Linked DNA regions of Homo sapiens: region 1 is linked to region 2. A link is a contact called in ENCODE Hi-C or POLR2A ChIA-PET data. All regions are on one chromosome and are shown on one strand. The core of a region is the stretch at or near the end of the contact, and the rest is flanking DNA. Distances in the headings are between cores, read along the strand shown.

Evidence for each region. Hi-C counts contacts between places; a loop is a spot of excess contacts on that map. ChIA-PET counts read pairs that join two places held with the same protein, here RNA polymerase II (POLR2A). Pooled maps may share reads with other maps.
Region 1: a pooled map shows a loop between it and region 2 (4-fold over the local background). The contact joins the promoter of PKN1 here to the promoter of C19orf53 in region 2. A Hi-C loop is called at or near these places in 2 of 50 pooled maps. POLR2A ChIA-PET finds 5 or more read pairs at or near these places in 4 of 52 experiments (CD8-positive, alpha-beta T cell, activated CD4-positive, alpha-beta T cell and naive thymus-derived CD8-positive, alpha-beta T cell).

The regions. Positions count from the first base shown.
Region 1 is chr19:14,432,001-14,434,700 of GRCh38, reverse strand. It overlaps PKN1 (protein kinase N1), which reads right to left and starts at 1,395. Exons shown (of 22, transcript NM_002741.5): 1 at 1,159-1,395. The coding sequence starts at 1,179. RefSeq lists silencers at 666-775, 1,066-1,135, 1,306-1,645 and enhancers at 355-927, 928-1,501, 2,376-2,655.
Region 2 is chr19:13,773,014-13,775,713 of GRCh38, reverse strand. It overlaps C19orf53 (chromosome 19 open reading frame 53), which reads right to left and starts at 1,258. Exons shown (of 3, transcript NM_014047.3): 1 at 1,140-1,258; 2 at 1,007-1,062. The coding sequence starts at 1,236. It overlaps MRI1 (methylthioribose-1-phosphate isomerase 1), which reads right to left. Exons shown (of 6, transcript NM_001031727.4): 6 at 1,432-2,700. RefSeq lists enhancers at 193-721, 722-1,251, 1,228-1,427, 1,498-1,567.

The DNA.
Region 1 (2,700 bases), core at 146-2,645, 660 kb before region 2:
GGGGTAGAGGCAGGGACCCCGGCCCATCCCGGCCTTGAGGTCTGACCTTGTGTGATCGGCAACACCAGATACGCCCAGCTCCTCGGCAAGGCCGGCAGGCCATCAGCAGGACTGGGAAGGCGGGAGGGACCGGGGGTTACCGGGGAGACACAAAGGGGCCGGGGGCAGGTGCAGAAGGAGACGAGAACCCAGTTACACAACAACCACAGGACAATGAACTGGATGGTGAGGTGCTAATGGGGACACTGAGGCACAGACATTTCTCAGATTTGGGTCACTTGAACCAAAGAAGGTTGGCAGTCACCCTGGCCGTGCTTGTCACAGACGGGGAAGATGAGTCCAGGTCAGTGATCCCCACCAGGTGGCACAAGGGGAATCTGGCTGGGCGGGAGGCTGGTGCCAGTCACGTGTGTGTGTTAGCAGGGTGGGGGTGACCCAGCCATGCCCAGCCACCATGCAAAAAAGTAGGATTCTATATATGGGAGCATCCCTGGCCTGTTGACTGAGACACTCCCCACCCAGGAGAAGGTTCCACCTGACAGCCCAAGGGTGGGAGTGGGGGTCCCCATTCCCCCGACCTAATGCAGTGACTCGGGTACTTCCGCCAACAGGTGCCAATCTGGGTGGCGTCTGGAACATCATAAAGCTGTCTAGAGGCGGGGGTGGCTGGAGCTTTGTTATGCGGGGGAAGGGCACGGGCCGGGCCCAGCAGCCTCCTCCCCTCCCAGGGCACTGCGCCAGGCACGTGCCCCAGGTGGAGCGGCACCTGCCGGGTACCCAACCCTGGGGAGGGGGATGAGTTTGGGGGCGGACGAGAGGCACTGGGACGCCCAGCCAGCCACAGACACCCGAAGTAGAGCCTCCGCCGCGCCCCTTCTAGTTCTCCAGGAGAGGCCGAGTTTGAGGGTGTAGCAGGGGTTGCCTCCGGGATCGCCCCCAAACCAGCCCAGTCCACATCGCCACCTGCCGAGAAGGGGGCCTCGCTGGCTCCACAGTCCCGGCCCAGGGAGGGGGCGCCGGGCGCTCCGGAGGCCCCCGCCCTTGCCATCGTCACCCGAGTCCCGTTCCGGGGGCTGGGGGGGCTCCCCCGGCAGCGCGCGGGCGGGGTCCGCCGGCGCCGTCCGGTCGCCCCGGGACTCCAGACGCAGGTGCGCCTACCTGCACGGCGTCGCTGGCCATGTCCTCCTGCCGCCCGCCAGGGGTCCCCGCGCGGAGGGAGGGGCGGCCAGAGGAGCGCGCGTGCGCCCCGGGCGTGGCGGGGAGGGGGCGGGCGCGGCGCGACCCTCCCCGGCGCGCGGCCCGCTCCGGCCTGCTCGGCTCCCGCCTCGCCTGGCCAGGCCGCCGCGTCCCCGCGCCGCGCCCTCCGGCCCCAGCGGCCGCCGGGCCTGGTCACGTGACCCCGGAGGTCGGCGCCCGGGGAGGGGGCGGGGCCGAGGGGGGACGGGTTCCCAGAGGCCCCCGGGGCTGCGGGGTCCCGCCCGTCCGCCCCCTCGGTCTCCCGAGCCCGGAGCATCCCCATCGGCTCCCCACCTTTCCTCTTTCCGGGTCCCGAGACGACCGCACGCTGCCGAGGGGTCCCCCATTGGAGCGCGCGGGAACCCGAGGAGAACGGTTCCACGCGTTCAAGCCGAGAGCGGCGGAGGCCTTTGGGCCTCCCGGGACCCCTGAAAAAAACAAACAGAATAACCCCCCACCCCACCCTACCCCGGTGCATTTGCAAGCTCGGGACGCCTGCATCTGTGGTCCCCTATTCAAGGGCATGGAAGTTTCCCCGTTACCTGGAGACAAGCTCTGGGCGGATCTGCATTCAAATCCTAGCGCTTTACGCCTTGAGGGAGACAAACCCTTCCAGGCACCTCATCTGTGAAATGGGAATGATGCGCTCACCTCCTCGGTGTTGGTAAAATTCAATAAGACAGTGCAGGCCAAGAGCTGAGAACACACTAGACGCTCCATAAGTGTTAGCTGCTGTCACTTTTAATGTTATCGTAATTGTTTGTTTGTTGTTTTGCTATTTTTGGACGGAGTTTCGCTCTGTTGCCCATGCTGGAGTGCAGTGGCGCGATCTCGGCTCACTGCAACCTCCGCCTCCCGGATTCAAGTGATTCTTCTGCCTCAGCCTCCTGAGTAGCTGGGATTACAGGTGCCCACCACCATACCCGGCTAATTTTTGTATTTTTAGTAGAGACGGGGTTTCATCATATTGGCCAGGCTGGCCTCGAACTCCTGATCTCAGGTGATCCGCCCGCCTCGGTCTCCTAAAGTGCTGAGATTACACAGGCCTGAGCCACCGCGCCCAGCCTCTATTATCGTTATTGTTATTAAAAGAGGTTTGAATCCCAACTTGCTGTTCATCCTGGGGACCCCTGTGGCCTCTGAGTCTCAGTTTTCCCCGCTATAAAATGGGCATCGCCTTCTTTTTCGGGGCTGCTGCATGCAGATGGCGCTCCATAAATGCAGACTCGTGCCCAAGCGGAGAGTGGAGGCCTCTGCGGAATTTCTAGGGGATCTCCGGGGTCTGCAGAGCGTGCAGCTTTGTTCGTGGCCGCCGTCGGACCCTCACTCCTTCGGAAACCAGGCGAGGGAGCCAAACCTTGGTCTCCGGGGCTCCGGCAGGGAGCGCTCCCTGGCGGCGGTGCCTGCACATTGGCGCCCTTTGGGACCCGAGGAAGCGCCGTGGGCTGCGGGTACCTTGGTTAC
Region 2 (2,700 bases), core at 9-2,508:
ACAGGGCTGTTTACTGTGGAGTACAATTCAAACCCAGGTTTGACTCCCACCAAAACCAGTTTTAAATCTCCTTCCAACTTCTTTACAAGCTCAACCTTACCCATCTACATATAAATGTTGCACTTAAAAACAACCATAGGGTGGCTCACGCCTGTAATCCCAGCATTTTGGGAGGCAGAGGCGGGAGGATGCCTTGAGGCCAGGAGTTCAAGACCAGCCCGAGCAGCATAGTGAAACCTGTCTCTACCAAAAATACAAAAAAAATAAAATTAGCCGCGTATTGGCGAGCACCTGCAATTCTACCTACTCGAGAGGCTGAGACGGAAAGATTGCCTAAGTCCAGGAGGCTGAGGCTGCAGTGAGCTATAATGGGGCCACTGCACTCCAGCCTGGGCAACAGTGAGACCCTGACTCAAAAAAAAATGACGATAACCAACGCACCCTCACACTTCTTTGAGCCCTCTGCTGTTCTAGGTTTACAAAGCTGGGCTTTCAATTCCCTTCCCATGTCACCTCGCTGTCTTCCTGAGTTCAATTAAAGAAAACAGTAACAGCAAGAGGCTGACGTTATTGGAACCCTTTTTGGGCCGCAGGTCTTGCTTCTACGAGGCCCTTTTGAAGTGGTAAGTGGTGTTCCTGCACCCCTTGCACAAGGAAGAAAAGGGAGGCCCACAGAGCTGGGAGTCCTCCAGGCCTCATCCCTTGCCCTTTGCCGATCCCTGTGCTCCTTCCCTCGCCGGCCTCCAGATTTCATCTCTCGTCCCTAGCACGTCCCCCAGCCCCTATCCCTCGCCAGCTTCCACCTCTTACCCCTCTCTGCGCCCCGGGCTCCATCCTTCGCTCCTAACGCGGCCCCTGGCTCTATCCCCTCGCTCCTAGCTCGTCCCCAGGATCCACCCTCTCCCCTCACTGATCCCCGGGCTCCACCCATCCCCCCTCGCCGTCCTCCGGGTTCCACCCCTCGCTACTCGCCGCCCTCCGGGCTCCATCTCTCGCCCCCGCACACCTTCTTGAGCTTTTGCTGCTGCACGACGCGCGCCTTCTTGGGAGCGATAACACGACCTGGGGAAAGATGTGCTCACGTGAGGCCGGGAAGCCGGGGGTCCACCTCGCCCCCAAGTCCCCGGGCCGCTCCTTACCGCCTTTTCTTGGGCCCCGATTCTTTTCAGAGGCTGCCGCTGCCGTCTTACTCTTTGCGGGTTTGTGCGCCTGAAACTTGCGCTGCCCCTGCGCCATGGTCCGGCACGCAGCGGAAGAGGCGGGACTGTGAGCAGTCGTAGCCGGAAGGCACAGGGAACCATGGGATACAGCGGGGCGGAAAAACGCAAGAACTCACGGGATACAACGTGGCACAGAGTTAAAGAGACAGCATCCCACAAGGGTAGTGTAGTGGATCACAGTTGGAGTTTTCAAACATTACGAACAAAACGGTGACAATGATAAGCTAACGTTTATTGAGAGCTTATGTGTTTTAGAAAACTTACAACGTTTTATGATCTTTACACATAAAAACTCAGACTAGGTTAGGGTGTGGCACTCACCTCTGGTACAGAATTTAAGAAGGTTCAAAAACTTTGGTAATAGTAAACAATATTTTCAAGACTTAAAAAATATTTTAATATCCAAAATAATCAAATTGTTAAACTACATCCTGCAGACCGGCAGCATAATTTTGTAAATAAAGTTTTAGTGGAACCAGGGTGTTGAGGTCAGTAAGCTCAAGGCACAAGTGCGGGGTTCTAGCCTCTTCAAAATTTTATTTAGGCCGGGCACGGTGGCTCACGCTTGTAATCCCAGCACTTTCGGAGGCCGCGGGGCGCGGATCACCCGAGGTCAGGAGTTGGAGACCAGCCACGACTAACATGGTGTCTCCAATAAAAATACAAAAATTAGCCAGGCATAGTGCCAGGCTCCTGTAATCCCAGCTACTCGGGAGGCTGAGGCAGGAGAGTCGCTTGAACCCAGAAGGCGGAGGTTGCAGTGAGCTGAGATGGCACCACTGTACTCCAGCCTGGGCGACAGAGCGAGACCCCGTCTCAAACAAATACTTGTTTTGTTCATCATGGATTTTTTTTTTTTTTTAAAGAGATGGGGTCTCACTCTGTTGCTTAGGGTGAAGTGCAGTAGTGCAATCAAAGCACACTGCATCCTTGAACTCCTGGGCTCAAGCCATCCTCCCACTTCAGCCTGAGTAGCTGGGGCTAGAGGTGTGAGTTCCATGCCCAGCTCATTGTTTTTAAATTTTTGTTTGTAGAGACAAGCTCTTCCTATGTTACCCAAACTGGTCTCAAACACCTGGGCTCAAGGGATCCTCCCAAAGTGCTGGAATTACAGGCATGAGCCACCAAGCCTGGCCTCATCATGGATTTTTGCATTAATTTTGATTTTTAAAAAATACTGCTGTAAGGTCAGGCACAGTGGCTCATGCCTGTAGTCCCAGCACTTTGGGAGGCTGAGGCAGGGGGATCATTTGAGTCAGGAGTTCGAGACCAGCCTGGCCAACATGGTGAAATCATGTCTCTACTAAAAATAGAAAAATTAGCTGGGCATGGTGGCGCATGCCTGTAATCCCAGCTACTCAGGAGGCTGTGGCAGGAGAATCGCTTGAACCGGGGAGGCACAGGTTTCAGTGAGCTGAGATCTCGCCTCTACATTCCAGCCTGGGTAACGAGTGATACTTGATCTCAAAAAAAAAAAACC